3 separate regions of the Homo sapiens genome follow, and regions 1 and 2 are each linked to region 3. The links are chromatin loops, found by intact Hi-C in ENCODE. Cell type or tissue: IMR-90. All regions are shown on one strand. Links, peaks and the distances in the headings refer to the core of each region. The heading gives the core; the rest is flanking DNA. Region 1 overlaps PRR5L (proline rich 5 like). Region 2 overlaps PRR5L (proline rich 5 like). Region 3 overlaps PRR5L (proline rich 5 like).

What was found. Hi-C counts contacts between places; a loop is a spot of excess contacts. Peaks named below come from ENCODE experiments on the same cell type or tissue, not always from the same donor. Only the 100,000 strongest peaks of a DNase experiment are listed, where the experiment ranks them.
Region 1: a loop joins it to region 3, with 2.9 times the contacts of the local background. A loop is called at or near these places in 16 of 110 quality-filtered maps.
Region 2: a loop joins it to region 3, with 4 times the contacts of the local background. A loop is called at or near these places in 13 of 110 quality-filtered maps.

Annotation. Positions count from the first base shown.
Region 1 is chr11:36,453,190-36,459,588 of GRCh38, forward strand. The region is part of intron 8 of PRR5L (proline rich 5 like); the gene reads left to right. Among named protein-coding and RNA genes, the nearest start is that of TRAF6, 54 kb to the right of the region's middle. RefSeq lists an enhancer at 2,062-2,586. In IMR-90, for the core only: no CTCF peak of the experiment used is centred there; a DNase peak (open chromatin) is centred at 2,772; H3K27ac peaks cover 2,157 bases.
Region 2 is chr11:36,428,682-36,435,080 of GRCh38, forward strand. PRR5L (proline rich 5 like) reads left to right here. Exons shown (of 9, transcript NM_001160167.2): 5 at 3,172-3,229. Among named protein-coding and RNA genes, the nearest start is that of TRAF6, 78 kb to the right of the region's middle. In IMR-90, for the core only: a CTCF peak has its summit at 3,312; a DNase peak (open chromatin) is centred at 3,310; H3K4me3 peaks cover 377 bases; H3K27ac peaks cover 343 bases.
Region 3 is chr11:36,376,175-36,382,505 of GRCh38, forward strand. All of the region lies in intron 1 of PRR5L (proline rich 5 like), which reads left to right. Among named protein-coding and RNA genes, the nearest start is that of PRR5L, 83 kb to the left of the region's middle. RefSeq lists an enhancer at 1,021-1,592 and a silencer at 1,186-1,335. In IMR-90, for the core only: a CTCF peak has its summit at 1,280; no DNase peak of the experiment used is centred there; H3K4me3 peaks cover 2,025 bases; H3K27ac peaks cover 311 bases.

The sequences.
Region 1 (6,399 bases), core at 1,648-4,147, 79 kb after region 3:
ATACCGTTTGTCTTTATACATCTATATCCTGCCTTTAAGCAAATAGAGGGAGGACAGAGAGCTTCCTGTATCTGCTTCTTAACTGCCTTCAGTTCATAAATCCTTATGCCCAAGAGGCATATTTTGTGGTGGCATATTTTGGTGTCCTATCCCAGGAACAAGAGTCAATTGGGAAGTTTGTTCAGTGAGGACTCACTCTAAGAGGGGATAGCTTTAGCTTTCTAGCTAAAATAAGAATAATGCACACTTTTGCCAAATTATAAAGCAAAGACTCAAGGTTTTATTCTTGTACCTAGGACAGTCCCTGCCTCTAGAGAGTTGTCGCACTAGGGGCGGGGAGGGAAGGATGTGACCCTCTTTTGGTTAATTTTAAATTATCATTTCAGCAAATGTGTACTAAGACCCTGTCCTGGCACACTGGGAGGTGCTATAGCTATATCTGTAAATGAAGCCAACCCATCCCTGCCCTCCAGAGCACACAGCCCAGGGAAGAAGTCACAAACAAGGCAGTGTCTCATCAGTGTACACATGTTCTGAGGGGGAAAGTACAGGGGCCACGGGTCCCAGGGCACAGGGATTTCATCTTGACTAGGGAATCAGGGAAGACTACCTGGAGGAAGTAATGATGTCTGTGATGGGACCTGCAGGATGAATATAAGTTAGCTGAGTAAACAGAGAGGGATGACTATCCCCAGGCCAAGGGGAGGAGCTTGGGAGGGTTTGGAGGACAGGAGGTGAGCAAGAGGAAGGAGCGTTAGAGGAACTGAAAGGGCTTCAGAGTTGCAAGGAAGCTGATGGCAAGGGGAGCTACTGGACACAGACCTCGTCCTGGGTATGGTGCTGGGGGTGCTGGATGCTGGACCATGGAGCAGACACTGCTGTTCCCAGGTTTACAGGGGAAGCAAGTGAGGATTAAGGTAACATGGAGCCAGGATTCCAATGCCTCAAGCTGTGGATACTTTATCAGCTGCCCCACATGCTCTACCGCCACCCCCACCCCCACTGACCGCTGCTAACTTTGAGGAGGTGACTTTATTAGGGGACAGCCCAGGAGGTGTTCCTTAGCCCAAGAGGGATCCTAAGCCAGACATTTCACCCCATGTCTCTGGATACTAAGAAGCTAAAATGGTCACAGCAGTGCCCATCCTGACTGAGGACACTGCTTTCCAGATAAAGAGAGGTCTCTCAGGGCCTCCGTCTACCCCTTAGTAAAAGGTTTATTTTGCCTGTGGGAGGAGAGCATTGAGATCGCTGGCTGAAGTAAAAACTAAGGAGTTGGGTTGGGGGTGATAAACCCCTTTACCTATGGGAGGGCTTTGCCGTGGCTCACTTGGGCCGGAGGATAGGTAGGCGTGGTCGTAGGCAGCGGAGGGTGTGGGGGCCACTCATCCCTTCAGAAGCCACCACTCACGCTGGATTACTGACCAGGGTTTTGGCGCGTAACTCATTCCATCCTCCAAGGTACTGTTGTGCTTTCAGTCTCCAGGTCACCCGCAGGGTAGGTGACCAGAGCCAGAGAAGCGGTTTATTCCCGGGGCTCCGCACTGCACCCACGCGCCCGCGCCTGTGTTTGACTGCACGAGGATTCTCCGGAGGTGTCCCTTCCTGCCAGCCAGGCCTCACCCCTGGGTACGCATAGGTCAGAGGCCCACGATGAGAGTGAGAGAGAACGTGCCGCTCTCTCCAAAGCAGCCACTTTTCTGCAACAGTGGGAGTTGCTGAGGGAGGAGGAAGAGGATAGTGAAACTTTTTTTTAAAAGGCCGACTCCTCAGAGGCTGGCCTTTGCCCCATCTTTCAAGTCCCCGAAGTCTCCAGGCTGTTTCCCTGATGTTTGCAGGGCCCTCCCGAGCACACACTCAGCAGCACGCTCGACTTCTCCCACACAAAGGCCCTGGCCTCCCACAGGCCTCCCTCCATTGTGTCTGCCTGGGGGAGGGCCCTTCTCCTTCAGGATACTGTAGCTTCTCTGCGTGACAAGCCAGCATTCACGGCTTTCAGGTGCCAGCCTGGAGAGGGACACCCACCACGGGCTTGGTGTGCTGGGGTCACAATGGCCTTATTATGGCGGTCGCTCCGGTGGGGCCTGGCCAGGGAGCCTGGGAGATCAAAAGCCTGGGAACCAAGTCCCCAACAAAGGACCCGAGGACGGCCTTATCCAGGCTTTGCATCTCTCTGGGGGTTTGAAAGGAGCTGCTCTTGCTGGCTCCGGTGCAGGGGATGAATGCCAGTGAATGCCAGTGTTCAGCAGGGCTCCTGGTGAGTGAGGAGGGAATAAAGCCTCCCCTTGGCCTCACCCCGTGTGAAAGGGAAGAGGAGGAGGCAGAGGTGGCCTGGAGATGCCAGCTGAAATGGCAGGACCCGGCCCTCTTCCCGCTAAAAGGGCACCACTGCAAGGGAAGGGCTGGTTTGGAGCCCCAGGGGGTACCCACAGGGTAATCAGTCCCTTAGTGGGAGATTCCCTTCCCTGGGTGACAGGGCCCTGCCTTCCCGGGAGCAGAGAAGAAAAAGATTGGGGAGGAGAACAAGAAGCAAGAGTGTCGGTCGCTGTCTGCCAGCCCCGGGCCTGGCGTTCAGTTTTAAGGCCTCCCAAGGGGCCCAGCAGGCCTGACCTCCCAGTGGGGACACAGCTGACGCACTTGTCTGAGGCTTGGCTCTGGAGTCTGGCGGGAACTTAGCAAGGAAACGCTGTCTGCCCGGGGGACTCAACACAGCCTTGCGGTCCCTGTGGTCCTGGCTCTGCCCACACCCAATCTTGGGAATGAAAACATTCCACCCAGAAAGTAGAAGGAAGAGCTGTAGCCTCTCCTGTGAGTCATCAGCAGGGGGAGAGAGGCTGAGGCAGCTGTGGAGAGAGCAGGGCCTTGGAAACCACGAGAGCTGGGGCTCAGCTGTGTGGCCTGGAGCAACTTCTGAGCCACAGAGGGCTGAGCACAGAGGCCCTGTCCTTCCATTCAGGATCAGCAGGAGGAAGAAGCTGCCCTGTCTCAGGTAAGGGCCAGGTAGAGCTGCCTGCTATGTTATGGACGCCCAGCTAAAGGTGGCCTGGCGTCCGTGGAATCACTCCCCGGGGAGGTTGTGTGTACCTCCCCAATCCCTCCCCTGGATCCCAAACCACATCCTTGGCCTTGCCTTGCTGTATTGCCATGTCCTATTTCTCAGCCTCTCCCTTACACTGAGCTTGCTCGTTGAGAGCAGGGATTTTGTATCCCAGGACCTGGCACAGACCTCTCCTGTGAGTGAGTGGTTCAGTCTGTAAGTCAAGCCTAGAGAAGCACAGCCCATCTGAAATAGGCTTTGTGACTTCTCTTCCTTCTCCTCTGAATTTCCAGGGTGCTGTCGTCTCTATCTCTGACCTGACATTTGCCACACTGACCTGTTCTAACAGTTATTTGTGTATGTGGGTCACAAGCTGGGCCTGTGCTGTCAGCTCTGGGTTTGAGTCCTGGTTTCATCACTAACTATGACTGTTGTTATTCCACATCTCAACTTCAGGTTCTTCTGCGAAGTGGTTAGAAGCCATCAGTGGAGCACCTCCTTTTTGGTACAGTACCTAGCATATCATGGATGCTTAGTAAATAGTTCCTCCTAAGAACTCGTGCCCCTGACATGTGAACATACATGCATGGAGGTACACAAGTGTGCTGGGCTCAAGCCCCTGTTGGGGGCCCCACATCAGATTTATGTTTCTTTTCTTCTCTGCAGCTAGTGCAGCATTTTGCATGTACAGGTAGTAGTGTTTGTTGAAGGTGGGGACAGGTGGTGTTGTGGTCTCCTCCTCCAGGGCAGCCCCCCTCTGGCTCCAGCTCTTGGCCTGTGAGCAGCCAGAGTGGCTTCTCTTGTCCATTTGCTGCCTGGGCCCTCCAAGGATCACTGGAGACACCTTTCCCTGGCTCATCCCAGTGGGCTGGGACCTGCGGAAATCATCTGACGAATTCTCATTTCCTACAAAGATGCTGCATGTGTCTGCCAAGCAAGTTGATTTCCTGTTCTCTCGATTTACCCTCTGTCTTCTCTGGTCCCAGCCTTTCTTCCAAGTTTCAGCCATGTTATAAAATCTAACATTAATACTGTATCTTTCCAGATACCCCTTCCCCAAAGAGAGGAGTCTCCCATACTCTTATAAAACATTATCGAGGCCGGGCACAGTGGCTCATGCCTGTAATCCCAGCACTTTGGGAGGCCAAGGCAGGCAGATCATGAGGTCAGGAATTCGAGACCATCCTGGCTAACACGGTGAAACCCTGTCTCTGCTAAAAATACAAAAAATTAGCTGGGTGTGGTGGTGGGCACCTGTAGTCCCAGCTACTCTGGAGGCTGAGGCAGGAGAATGGCGTGAACCCAGTAGGCAGCGCTTGTAGTGAGCCAAGTTCGCGCCACTGCACTCCAGCCTGGGCAACAGAGTGAGACTCCGTCTCAAAAAAAAAAAAAACAAAACAAAAAACAAAACAAAACATCGAAATCTCTAGCAACATTAGAAATAATGTCACTACTGTCTACCTCTTTGACCCTCCCCTTTGCACAAACCCCTCCTGGCAGGTAGGTACCCAGTCTCAGAGGCCCAGACATCTGCATGAAGCAAATGCTCCCTAAACAGGTCTCGTCCTGTCTCCTGCTAGACTGGTTGTAGGGTTCAGGTCCCCACATGGGTTTCCCAACAGCAATCTGAAGTGTGTACTTCTATCAGCAGTGAGAGAGAAATGAATTGTTCTCAAGGGCATTTTTTTTAAGGACAGTTTTTCAATGGGATCCTTGCTGCTCTGAACTCTTCTGGTGCTTCTGTTTTATAGTTATTGATTTTGGAGATCATAAAAGTAATACAGGTATTATAAGAATGTGGGAACATTATAGAAATGTGTAACTTGGAGAGTACGAGCATCCATGCTTCAGAAAGAACCGCTGCCAATGCCTGGTGTATTCTTGGTTGCTCCTTGGCGTTTTGTCTCTTATCTCCAAAGAGGGGCGCCAGTGTCAGCTTCTTGTGTAGCATCTGCTGGGGGGCAGTGTTTGCTATTACTTGACTTCAGTGGGTGGGCTGCTTCAAGGAACATGTCTTCTGAGGGCAGCAGCAGTCACCTGAGACACAGCAGCGTGTAGTGGGGAAAGTCTGGGCACTGCCATCTAGAACCCAAGAGAAACGGGGCTGAGCCTCAGTCTTCCTCATCTGTGCAGTGGGCATACTAAGAACAACTCTGTTTTGGAGGGAGATTGGGACTAAACAGCGAGATCATGGGTGGGAACACACTCTACACTCTAAATTCTATGTAATATCCTTTGATTTTGAAAAATTGTTATTGTCACCACCAAATAGGCCCCTTGGGCTTCTGAGCCAGTAGACTCAAGATTTAGTCCAAAGGTTTAGAATTTCATTCTCTTCATTATTTATACACACACACAACAGTCCGATGACGGGAGCTGCTGTGAGCTTTGCAGATGGATGTAGGCAGGTCTTGCTGTGATCTCCTTCCAGGAGCATTGGCTCTAGAAGTGGCTGACACACGTGTCTAGGGCCCTCCAGATCCACTGGAAGAGCAGAGAGTAAACTAAAGCAGCATGAGCCACGTGTCCCCATGGGCCAGTCTGTGAACAGCATGGTTTGCTTTCCTCTTGGAAAGTGGGGTGTTCCCCCTCCTGTCCAAGTGTGGTGGAAATACTGATACCATTGGGCCCCACTCCCTTTCTCCCCACAGCATTGTCCTGCCTGGCTGGCAGAGGGAACACCTTTCTCTTGGGTCTTCAGGGTGTCAGAGATATGGGCACTGTGGAAGGCAGAGACAGGTGAAATGGTGTATGTGACTGGGAAGCTGGGAAGAGGTGTGCTCTGGCAGAAAAGGAGGCTGAAAAGAAGAGGAGGCCCAGAACAGAATCCACCCATCCCCCAGCCCTTTGAAGCTGTGTTTCTCCCATGGCCGTGCCTTCAAATTTACTCTCTCCCAGGCCAGACCGGTTGCAGTGGCTGGACCATCCCACGCCTCTGCCTCTCTCAGGTCCAGAGCCGCTCAGCTCGTGACATGATACCAGGCCTAGGTGGCAGAGGAGGCAGCACTGCCTCAAGAGGAGCATGAGTTGGGGGACTTCTCTGGGACCAAGGGACCCAGCCTTGTCATGGTGCTTACTCTATTCCAAACTCTGTGCATGTTTCTGCCCTAGCGCAGCCCATGTGAAGGTGGGAGAGCAGAGGCCCTGGGAGCTGGGGTGCTGCTGTCAGATTTGCTTCCTCTCTTGGGACTCTACTCCCGAGGCTTCAGTTATCTGAGTTTTTTGGTTCTTCTCCTGCCTCTCTGACCCACCCTAGGGTTTCCTTCCTTCTGGAAAGGCAATGGGGCTTACCCGGTTTTTGGAGGCTGCCATCTGTGCTCCAGTCCCAGCTTTGCCTCTTCTTTGCAATGTTGAACAAGTTA
Region 2 (6,399 bases), core at 2,270-4,769, 55 kb after region 3:
ACCCTACTTCTAGCCTCGGTTTATACAGCTATAAGATAAGAGCAAAATCTACAGACTCCTGGGGGCAGGGGGTTATATAAGGATTTTCAAGATGCCTTTGAAAGGTACTTTAGCCTCCTGGAAAATGGAAATGGATCTACTAAATATCATCAAAATGTGTGTGACCAATTGATTTTGACTGTAGGACTGGGGAGAGGAGAGAATGTATAGATGATTCTTAAGACCCCTTCTAACCTCAAGTTTGTGTTTCTCTTATTTTGGTCTAAGCTATAGAATTTCCATGCTGTGTATTGTGACAAATTTTAAAAGAGTATTTTCTTTATCATTTCTCCATAATATAGGAATAATTACTTTTCCTTGAAAATATATAAAAAAGATTTTTTTTCCTAAGGTCTCCTTGAAGGGAGAAGACCTAGAAAGGAGAAGAAAGGAAAATCCAGGCCATGATTTGAGGTTTATTCCATAAGATATGGACAATGTAATTTTCAAATGATTTTCTAATTCAAATGAAGAAAATGGCAACAAACTTAGGGACCCTATAGCACTTATTCTTCTTTAAAATATTCTGTCTTTTATCTTGGCTTCTTAAAAATAAAAAATCTTTATCACTAAAATAGCCAGTATATATATTCAGTAAATATTTATTAGGCACCTACTATGTTCTAGGTACTATACCAGGAGCCAAGGGTACTAACTAAAATGAGATATGGTCCTCACTCCTAAGGACCTAAAATTCTAACAAATGAATGGTTTGAATTAATTTCTGTTAACTCATGCTATCACCTGGACTAGGTTTTCATTTCTGTCCATGCCTCAGTTCCCCCTATCCTCCCCCCATGTAGATAATTATAGTGATAGAACAAAATGATGAAAATTGAATCACAGAGGCGATCTCTATTACCTCTATAGGTGCATCTCAGAAATGTGAAATTAGGGAGGGTTAGGAAAGTTGTTTTAATAGAAGCCTGGAACATCAGTGTTGACACTAGATGTGCTGAGAAGAATGACATTTAGGAGCCCATGCACAGAATGCTAAGGGGACGTTCTGAGAACCTCACCTGGACTAGGTGAAAGGGACCAACCAGGTGGAGACTGCAGGGCACAAATGAGATTTGTGCTAAGAAGCATTCAGGTGGAGTGGTTGCCATCTGAACACACCTCCACAGACCACTCATGTCCAGCTCAGCTGTCACAAGATGTCGATTTGGTGCTGATGTATTTTCTTGCTTTCTGACCCAGAAAGTCTTGCCATGACCCAGCTGGGATTCATGAACTTGGCTGGAAGCTAAAGAACAGGTTAGGGCTTTGTCTTTATTGCCTGTGTGTTTCACAATTCTTTGTGAAGGAATTGCTTTTTTTTTTCCTTTAACAAAGTTGGTGTATTCCTATATGGTGTCACTGTAACTTTGATTTGGTGTTCTATCTGCCATCTTGAAACTACATGGTGGCTGGGTGTGGTGTCTCACACCTGTAATCCCAACACTTTGGGAGGCCGAGGTGGGCAGATCACTTAAGGTCAAAAGTTCGAGACCAGCCTGGCCAACATGGTGAAACCCCGTCTCTACCAAAAAAGTACAAAAATTAGCTGGGCATGGTGGCTGGTGCCTGTAATCCCATCTACACAGGAGGCTGAGGTGGGAGAATTGCGTGAACCTGGGAGACAGAGGTTGCAGTGAGCCAAGATCCCACTACTGCACTCCAGCCTGGGTGACAGATCAAGACTCCATCTCAAAAGAAAGAACTACCTGATGACCAGTTACTTTTTCAAATTAGGTCATATTTTGTAAATCTTAATAGGAGTATGAATTTGGTTAATGTGTATCCATCACAGAAATGGGATAGTACCTTTGATAAAATGTTCTATTAGTACATTTTATAAAGGCCCATTCACTACTGACTCTCAGCCTCCCACTCCTTTTTTGAAGAAGTTGGGCTGAGATAGCAGCTATTACTATTCCTACCACCAGTGCTGATTACTAAGGACATAAAATACTGTGTGTATGTGTTTATAATGATTAATGTGTTTATAATGATTATAATGAAGAATGTTATGGTATTGCTAGTATTATGCCATTTTACATATGAGGAGCTTGGGACTCAGGGAAATTAAATACAAAATCGCACAGCTAGAATGTAGCTGAGCTGGAACTTGAACTGATACCCAAGTTCTTTCCACTCTGCTCCATATGCTTCTTTTATCATTGCAGTAGGATCTAGGGTTTTATAATGGAGAAGGCTAAAGAATGCATTAGGTACTTTGGTAAGATACATATCACCTTTGCAGCTGCCTCTCCCATAATCATAGGCCTGGGTAATCTAATAATATGACATGAGTGTAAAGACACCAGCCCGTCATTGATCTCTGAGCTTCTGTGACTTGCAGAAGTCTTAGGGGGCCAACTATAGCCTTTCAAGGGAAGAAAGGGGTCTGGGTGGGAAGACTTGCTGGAAGGCAGCGAAGTGGAGTGGAAAGAACATGGCTTACAGACCCAGGAAGACCAGGTCTGTCTGCCTTGAGCAGTCTCTTCACTAACCATCAGTAAAGTGAGGACAGTAGCACCAACTTGATAGGATTGAATTAAATGAGATGAAGGATATAAATCTTATGATGTAGACAGGACGCTCAACAATTGTTAGTTGCAGTTGCAAGAGGACTTTACTTTCTCTTTCCACAATTTCCCATGCACACATTCATTGACAGATGCATATTCACTGCTGCTTAAGATTTTGCACGCAGTCTCTTTCATGCTAGTGTGAGAAGCCCTAAATTTATCTTTTTTTTTAAAAAAAAATATGTTATTTCTGCATAGTTTCCCATTGCCTCAATGCTTCCTTTTGTGAGTTTAGATCACTAAGGGCCTCTAGGACACTGGGTGTCAACAATAGCGAATTCATCCCAAGTTTGTGTCATGCCTCTTCCCTCGTCTGAGGGATGAGGGTGGCGGTTGGGTTTGCCTCTTATCTCACTCGTTCTTTTGCTATGGGAAGTCTCACTGTCTTCTCCGGAAGCCTTAACCTTCCAAGAGGAAAAAAGGCTTCTTAAACTCCGAGGCACGGCTAGAACACAAGTGCCTAGAACTCTGTGCCCTTGCCCACTGGAAGTGGAAGAGGGTTCATCACTTACGCTCTGGAGTTGTCCAAATTCTTATGTTCTTTGTTCTCTTTTGGCAGAACCAGCTTCTTGCAAAAGGACTGTTCTTTGTGGAGGAGAAGATCAAGCTGTGTGAAGGCAAGTACAAGACAGCCCTGGTAGACTGGGGCCTCTGTGACTCAGTCTTTGATGTCTGGACGGCTGAGATGCTTCTGTCCAGAAGGGGCAGGCTCCAAGCGAGTGATTCACCCTGTCCGTTTCCTCCCTACCTAGGCAGCAGCACTTTGATTTGAGTCAGCTGCTCACAGCAGTGCAAGTCAGAACTGTGTTTCAGAAAAATGTAGTGGGACGGGGTGGTTTCTTTGGAGACCTTGTTCAGGGTTTTTTTTTGTTTTGTTTTTGTTTTTGTTTTTGTTTTTGTTTTTAATGGGATGCAGGCTGGTGGTCACCTTTGAAGGTATAAGTTATACTGTGAATCCTCCATGCTATTTCCTCTGGTCTGTCCCGAGCTATTTCCTACAGGCCTTTGTAATATTTCTGGGGAGTCATAGAAGAGAGGAGTCCTGTCCATTTGCAGGACATTAGGCTAAGCAGGCACTCACTCAATAGGGTATGATTTGATAGATAAAGGGAAATTTCCTGATCTTAGAGTTTAAAGTCCAACTGACAGGAAAGAAAGGAACTGAATGGAGATAGAAACAGGTTCCAAAGGCAAGAATTAGCCAACCCCATGACTCTACCAAGGGCTACTCTTAGCTCCCACCAAAGTGGGGCTTGATCTTAGCTTGCCACCTCCTTCTTGGGTGACTTTTGGTTAGTTACTAGTTTCTCCAAGTCTCAGCTTTTATCATTTTTGAAGTGATAAATTGGGGTGAGGGGTTGTAGGGAATATAAGGCACATGAGTGGCATAACACCATACCTGGCACACAGGCGAACATACCGGACCCTTTCTTTTTTTTCTGCTCCAGCCTAATGAACCGTAGATCAAACTTACTTCCAGATCCAGACTTATTAGGTGTCATGTCATCATCCTTTTGTTTCTTCCCATTCCCTGGGAAAGACACGAGTGTGTCCAGGAAAGGGGCTCCTAGAAAGACAAAGTAGGAAGGAAAATGAGAAACTGACGCTGGAAAGTTCCAAGGTCTGGCAAACAGTTAATGCTTACCAAGCCTTGGGAAGAATAGAGGTTAGAAATTAACCTTTGCACATTTGAGAGTTGGCTGAACCTGTAGCCATTCTTCCCTTGAATACATCGATGACATTTTTTTTTCAACCTTATAAATACCCAATAACCCAAGACCTTTAGAAAAAAAAATTTAAATTGTGGTTAAACAAAACCCCACACAATATAAAATATACCCTCTTTATAATTTCAGTACTTTACAGTTCAGTAGTGTTAATTATATTTACATTGTTGTGTAACAGATCTCTAGAACTTTATCTTGCAAAACAGAAACTCCACGTCCATTGAACAACTCCCAACATTGCCCCCTTTCCTCAGCCCCCGACAGCCACCATCTTATTTTTTGTTTCCATGCTTTGACTAATCTAGGCGTCTTATAAGTGGAATCATATGGTGTTTGTCCTTTTGAGACTGGCTTAGTTTTATTCAGCATAAGGTCCTCAAATTCATGTTGTAGCATGTGACAGGATTCCCTTCTTATTTTAAGGCTAATATTCCATTTTATGTGTATGCTACATTAGCTTTATCCTCTCATGTGTCAAAGGAAGGGGCTTATTCTTAGGTGACTTGCTTTGACCAAGAATTTAGTGGCTCTTTTGCTTCTTTTTTTGAGACAGAGTCTCACTTCTGTGGCCCAGGCTGGAGTACAGTGGCATGATTTCGTCTCACTGCAACCTCCACCTCCCAGGTTCAAGTGATTCTCATGCCTCAGCCTCTTGAATAGCTGGGATTACAGGCACGTGCCACCACGCCCAGCTAATTTTTGTATATTTAGTAGGCGTTTCACCATGTTGGCCAGGCTGGTCTCGACTCCTGACCTCAAATGATCCACCGCCTTGGCCTCCCAAAGTGCTGGGATTACAGGCATGAGCCACTGTGCCCAGCCCTCTTTTGCATTTTGGAGTCAGGCTAGTACAAAAATGTGGAAGACAACTGCGTGGTAAAGGGAGGGAAAGGAAACATTATCCCTGGCCATATTAATTGTATGTATGTTATCTGGGGAGTTATTACAAGCTCCTGGAAATGTGGAAAAACAGCTCTATGAAAAAGAAACTGAATAAAACCAGAGGTTCAAGTGCCCTTAAAAGGGGAAGTTGAATGTCTCTCACCCAAGTAACCCTCATCATAGATACACTCAGAGTGAAAACTCAGAAATGGGGCTAGACAGGATGAACAAAGTTCATCCAAGATTCTGTCCCCCTGCCCTGGCATGGCCTGAGAGCACCAGGCCTGGCATATTCTCTGAGTCTCTTCTAGTCTTAGAGTTCTGGGTGTTGGGGCCTGTTCTGTACAGTGAATAGGCATGTGGGGAACCTTTAAGGGACTCTGCCATCTTCAACCAGGCATCTCTACTTTTTAATTTTATGTATTAGAACTCCAAGAAAAATTGTGTTTGGATAAAACTTGCTATAAAACAAAGTTTGAAAACAATTAATATGATCCGTCCAGTCACTGAACAAACTCCTCTTTGTCGACATCTCCGCTTAGGTACTTACATGTCTATATATACACACCCCTTCTTTACTGATGCAGAAAAGACAGGTGGCTGTTCATATCCACTTATTGCTGTTTTGTGGGCAGAAGATGCCATGTTAACTTCAACTTTTCCAGAGCCTTAGTGACCTTGAGTCTTAGGAAGTTTCTTATACTTACCTATATACTTCTGGTGACCTAAACTGCTGCGTTACATTAGAGGGCAGATTTATAGGACGGTCACCTAGAACCATCCATCCAACCCCCTTCATTTTTGCAGGGAGCTAAGTCCTTGACTTATGGGCTGTTTCTGGAAGGGAAGGCACCTGTGTTCTTTAACTCTTTCTCCCCCAGGGCTACCCTGTTGCTGGGTCTGTGTCTGTCAGATGTTCTTCTCTGAACGCTTTCCAAAACCTCCCTTACTCTCTGAAGTTTGCAGCCAGCAATTAGACCTGGGTTCTCGGGAGGCGTCTTACTGCTGCTGGGTTGCAGAATTACCTTGTGTGCCAATGAGCATCCTGTCTTGGCATTGAAAGGGGGAGTAAGTAGGCACCAGTGCTGACCTGCAAGGTTCTCTCTTCTTCCCCTCCTTCAGGTCAAGAGGGCCTCTGCTTGTCTTGGTTGTAGAAGGCTTAAGATAAGGGACATCAA
Region 3 (6,331 bases), core at 1-2,500:
CCTCTCCGCTCTCCCCAGCAGGGTGAGAGTTGCTGAAGGGGAGGAGGAGTGAGATGGGGTGAAGTGAGTTGGGGGACATTGGAGAGACACTAAAGCTAGGTGCCCGGGACAGGAAAAGTGGGAGGAGAAGGAGGAAGAGGGGAGGAGGGGGAGAAGGGGGAGGAGGAGGAAGAGGAGGAGGAGGAGGAGGAGGAGGAGGAGGCGGCCGTAAGATGAGAGAGGAGGGAAACGTGTCACCAGCCCGGCTGTGGGAGCTCCGCGGCCGAAGCGTTTGTTGACTCGCGCTGGAGAGGAACCGAGGCTGGACGGGACCCCATCTGAGGGCAGAGCTGGGGGAGGAGGGAGGGACGGAGGGAGGGAGAGCTGGGCAGAGCGCGACGGGGAGAACCATCCAGGTCGCTCATTTCTCTCCGGTGAGAAAACTTCCTCGGGAAGACCGGAAACTTTTTCCTAGGCGCGCGGAGTCTGGGGCGGAGGCGAGCGGCGGGTGTGCGCGACTCGGGGTGATTCACGCCGGGGACCCCAAGGAGGTGAGTGGTGGGTGGGGGGCGTCTCTGGGAGGGGCCGGAGTCATAGGCTCAGCAACCGCGCAGGATTGAGCGAAAATTACCGCGCGCTAATCTGACGGGGCGCGGCGTGGCGGGGGTAGGAGCTAGGGAAAAGTGTCACGTTTGGGGGGGCAACCAGGTGGGAACTCCTGCATGGTTAAGGATCCTCCGATCGGACGCTGCAGGCAGGCGTAGGGGATCTTACTCGAGACCACCATGGTGGGGAGGTGGGCAGGCCACGCTCCCGGTCTGCTCTTTAGGGTGGTTGAAGTACCGCCGTGAGGTGGGATGCGGATGCTGGTGATCATGGGACCTAGGCTGAGCCGGGAGGTCGAAAAAGAAAGTCGGCTTGTTTGACTCTCTCGTTCTCCCTCTGGGGGGCAAATCTAAAGAGCTGACCCCGCTTAAGCACGGGAGATTTCGCGCCTGCAGCAGCCTTTTCCCGGCGGTCCCCCTTTTTCTGGAGGGAGGCGTGGGAGAGAAGGGCAGGGCAGGGAGCCACTTTGTCCCGTGCGCTGCTGCACGCGCGCGCTCTGCGGACTAGGGTGGGCCAGGGCCCAGCCAGTGGGGATCCCGCCGGGACGGGCTGTGAGCAAGCCCTGGGACGGCCCGGCTGCGGACCCCGCGCTGGGAGTCCGCAGTATCCCCCTTCCGTTTTATTTCTCCCGCCTGCCTTCCTTTCGGCGAGGCTTTCCTCTGCGCGCTTACTGTGCGCGCATGCCGGGCTCGCTGCACGCAGGGGGCGCTCTAGGGGCCCCGCCCGGGCAGCTGGGACCCTGCCTGCCCAACCCTCCGGCCCATTTTCCTTGAGGCCGCCGCCCGGGGTGGGACCAGGCTGTGTGCTTGCTAACTGTGCTTCAGGAATCCGCTCTGGGATGCCTTCCTGTCTGGCAAAAGGGGTTACCCCCAGTTCTACCCAGTCCCTGTCCTCGGTCACATGCTGCCGCCGCCTCTTCCCCCGCGGTGCCGGGAGCCCGCGTTTTGTTTGTCAGCAGTTAGGCGGTGAGTATTTATAGACGCCACGGCAGTCCTGCGGTGCGCAAGGTTTCAATTACTGCGATGCGCCCCACAAGACGAAAGGTTCACGCGCTGCGTCTGAGCTGCACGTCTGCCCCGGAGACCCGCGTGGAAAAAGCTCTGGGCTGGAATCTCCGGGCTTCCCTGCTTGGGCAGAATTCTGGACCTGTTGCCCAGACGACACGTGCACATTCAGATGACCCATGCTAAGGACCAAAGGGATGCCACCGGCCCAATGTACTGCCTTCATCCCCCACCATCCTCAAGGGACCCTTGCTGATCAAGCCCGGGAGACTACCCTTTTTGACCTCTCTTTGGTGATCCTGACCACCGTAGAAATTTGCAGTCATGACATTTCATTGCCCTACATACTGCAAAATGTCAAAGTGCTGAGCTGTGGTAAATTGCTCTGGGGTGGAAGGCGCTGTTACTGACAACACGAAGCAGCTAGCGGGTCAGGAGGGGAAATGGAGCTTGCAGAAACTAATTTAGCCACATTTAAAATTTAGCCCCTGGTAAGGTTCCCAGTATGACTGACGAAGGTGCAGGGCTCCTGTCTGTGGAACCTGGCTGGTTAGTCTTCTCTGGTTGCAGCCCTAGAATCAGGATCAAGGGTGCTGTTTAGAGCGGTTTCTGTAGCATGTAGCCTTTCAGATAAGGGAAGTGATGCTTGGTCAATCCACAAAGTTGTCTTCAGTTTTTCCAACTGCAACCATTGTTCTTTGAGTATGTTACTGATGCTTCTAACAACTGGAACCACTAATATGTAAAAGAAGAAAGGCACTAGAAATAAGAAAGTCTAACTAGCTTATTTCTCAAAGGCTTAGTTTAGACTACTTTGTTTCTCAAGGGTGGGACCTCATTTCTTTCAGGTCCAGAGGGCCATGGATATATATTTATTTCTGTGGGTGAAATTTCAATAATGTTCTGTCTTAGAACATTACAAATATGTGCCACTTGTTTTAAAAAGGGGAAAGGTGCAAATGCCTCTTGAGGTCTTAATGATGTCTTAAACTTTGCACTGAGAGACTTTGATAATATTATATACTCCTCATGCAAACAATGATATAGGTACTATTATATCCCTATCATATAGATGAGCCCACTGAGGCTTGGAGAATTTAAGTAATTTGTCTAAAGCCATACACACAGGGATGGAGCTGAGAATGGATTACAGATTTGTTACTCCAGACTCATAGTCTGGACATGTCTTTCCCTTCAATTCTCCATTGTTGATTAGCTCACGTTATAGTTGATTAGATGGATGGCTTTTTATTTATTTTCAAAATTTCACAGAATGTTACAAATTGGCTCAGTTATTGGGGAAAAAAGCCCTAATCTTGTCTTTAGAAAACTGTTATATTGGTTATCTGAAAATCTCTTGCTGATAGTCCAGACCTAAATCATAATCCTCACTTTGCTCCTTGACTTAATGTATCTTCAGCATTAAAGCCATTTATCTGTAGAAAATTGAATTCAGTAAGGACTTTGTGGATTACTTAATTTTTTCAGATTTCTCCATACTAATGATTTGTAGGTATGCATGTGTCTGTTTTCCTGTGGCTGTTCCTTTTGTACAAGGTAAAATATGCTGAAATCTCTCTTAAATTGCAGCCTTTTTCCTTTTCATTCTTTTTGCAGAGCTAGACCCAATACAGAATTGATTTGAAAAACAGTGTGTGAGTTCCTCTGAAAGATCCTTACAATGTCTAATGTTCATCATTAAAGGTTTGTTCTCAAGAGTTGCCTCTCTGTATGTAAAATGTAAATACATGTTAAAGGCAATGCTTGTAGAAATGACCCTTTGTTAACAAGTCAGTGTGAATTAATATTTTAGTTGCTGAAATATAGGAATAAAATATTTTGTGGATTTTGTACAGAATATTATGGGGTTTGGAATTGGGGAACAAAGAGAGCGGTACCCTGATAAGCAGAAAGCACTGTTTTACAAGAGAAGATTTCACATGGAGCCAAGGAGGGGGATGGATGGCAGTGATGGGGCATCAGAGGTGAATTTGAGTTAATTCACATTTTTGTCAGTACCTGGGGATCCAAGATTTACTTTGAAACTTGTACAGTTAAAACAAATGAGCTGACTTATTTATTGGGCAACTTCTGTGAGTCAGGTATAGCTATGGTAATGGTATTTGCGCCTCCCAACAACTCAGGTAGGAAGGTATTATTTTCTCTATTTTCAGATGAGAAAACAGAGGCTCAGAGAGGGTTGTTAATTTCCCAGTGTCACACAGCCATGAACTCAAGCGTCTTGCTCTTTTCAGTACATTTTGATATCTACCCTTGAAGGCCTTCCATGGAGAACCCAGGGTCCCAAGTTCTCAAGAAAATCCTAGTGGTTCACATGGAAGTTTCTGGATCAGAAGTCAAGGCCAGAGCTATTCAGGGACTCTAAAATGAGGAGACAGGAGGTGGGTGAACAATGAAGCCTGAAGGGATAGTCTGGATAATTCTGACAGTAGTGATGCCACAGAAGAAGGAAAGTCAGGCGCTGTGGATATTGTGAATATAGAGAATTACTAGCATTGGCCTGGGCGAGGATGGCTGTCGCATTGCAGAACACACTAGATGAGGTTCCCAGAAGGGAAGAGTGGTGAAGTGTCTCCACCTCCCTCCCGATGCCTTCTGCTGCCCGGTGTTGGCTTTATAGTCAATATAAATTAGGGAGCCTGTGGGACCTGTTTGCATTTTAATTAGACTTGGCCCTTTGAGGTTCCAGTCACTCAGTCTCCCTCTTTAAATATTCTTTTTTTATGCTTTGCCAGTTTATGGCCTTTGTAGATTAATCCTCGGATTTCATGTACGGGAGAGAGAAAGAGAGAAAAAAAGCAAAGGTTAGTGATTACCTAAATTGGATTAAGTTCTGTCTAGCAGCATTTAAAGAAATGCCTCTTGCTCCCTAATTACCATCAACTAAGAATTTAAACGGTCTATTAAATTTAAGCTGACTTTTTTAAAAAACTCCCTGAAATTTCCAGCTGTAACATATTCTGAGATTTTAGAGGTTTTTATATATTCTTCAAATGTGTAGAGGACATTCTCTGCTTTCCCCCCCTTTTAAAAAATATTGCATTTCTGGAGCAGGATAATAAATGACATCACTATATACTAACTTCGTTAAAAAGCAGAAGCTCACAGCTAGGCTCAGCTAGAAGGGTTTGTGGAGAGCAGTAGAAATCCATCTGACCGTGGCCTACGGGAAGACCTTGTAAACATCTACCCCCTCCAAACAACCTGTCATTAATTATTTGTTCAATTTATTTAGCATAGAATTATATGTTACATAAAATTATGTATTTACTCGTGTATTAAACTTGCAAAGCTTTCATTCTTCTTTTTCTCCCCTCAATTTTGAGGTGCGAATATGTTTCCCTCACCCACACATCAATATTCTGGTTTCACTTTAGCTGGTTACCAAATGCCGGCAACACTTCCACTTTACCGTTCTCTCCTTACATTACCTATTACAGAACTTTCTCCAACTTTGCTGGTTCTTTTTGACACAGGATGTGTCCTGTATTTTGTTGATGGCATCTTTGGCAGCAGTTGGGTTTCCAGCAAATACTAGGATTAAGGGACTGCAATGGACTCAGCTGTTTAGGAACTGGAGTATATGTTAGCTTAAGTTGAGCCTGGAAGAATAGCTGAAAGGATTTGTTTTTATCTTTTTCCCAAGGACAGGGGGCAGGGTAGGGGTGGGTGGGGAGGGGGAGAAAAATCTACCATTGGCTCTGATGTGTGTCTGTATCAGACTTAACTAAGCTGCCTCAAACCCTGTCACAACCTGCTTGTGACCTCAGCCACATAAATCCTTGGTGTAAACCCTTTTATGCTGCCATTTAATTCTAAATACTTCTCTGGAACTGGCTCAATATCATTCCCCAGATGTCTTTGAGGAGACCACATCGACTGCTGCCATCATTTTGGAGAACTGTTTCATCATGCTAGCTCCCGGACACCACCACTATGGAAGCAGTATGGCCACTTTCCTTGTAAAACATCTCGCAGGCTGAATTCTTGGGTAAACATGGTACTCTTTTGTGGTGTTTGGGATAATTTTTTTTTAAATTATTCACCAACAGGACAATAGATTCCTTTCAGGCCTCAAAAAAGCTCCCCACCAGCCGGGCGCGGTGGCTCACATCTGTAATCCCAGCACTTTGGGAGGCCGAGGCGGGTGGATCATGAGGTCAGGAGATCGAGACCATCCTGACCAGCATGGTGAAACCCCATCTCTACTAAAAATACAAAAAATGAGCCGGGCATGGTGGCGTGTGCCTGTAGTCCCAGCTACTCGGGAGGCTGAGGCAGGAGAATTGCTTGAAGCCGGGAGGCAGAGGCTGCAGTGAGCGGAGATCGCGCCACTTCACTCCAGCCTGGGTGACAGAGTGAGACTCCGTCTCAAACAAAAGAAAACCTCCCCACCAAGGTTGGTATCAACTTTTCAGAGAGGCAGGGTTGTTGAATGAGCCCTCATTTTGGTCCTAACGGGCATCATGGAGATAACACAGGTTGAGGAATTGAGATCTGGAATCTGATCTCAGCTCTGCCATAAGCAAGCTGTATGACCATGGTGAGTTGCTCAGTTATTCTGGGCCTCAGTTTCCCTATTTACAAAGTAATGACTTTGGCCTACCACTAAGCTTCCATTCTGTTCTAAAATTCCTTGATGGCCAAGGAAGCATGGTCTAGAGCTGTGCTTCTGAAAGCGCACATGCATCACCTGGAGATCCTGTTAAACCACAGAATCC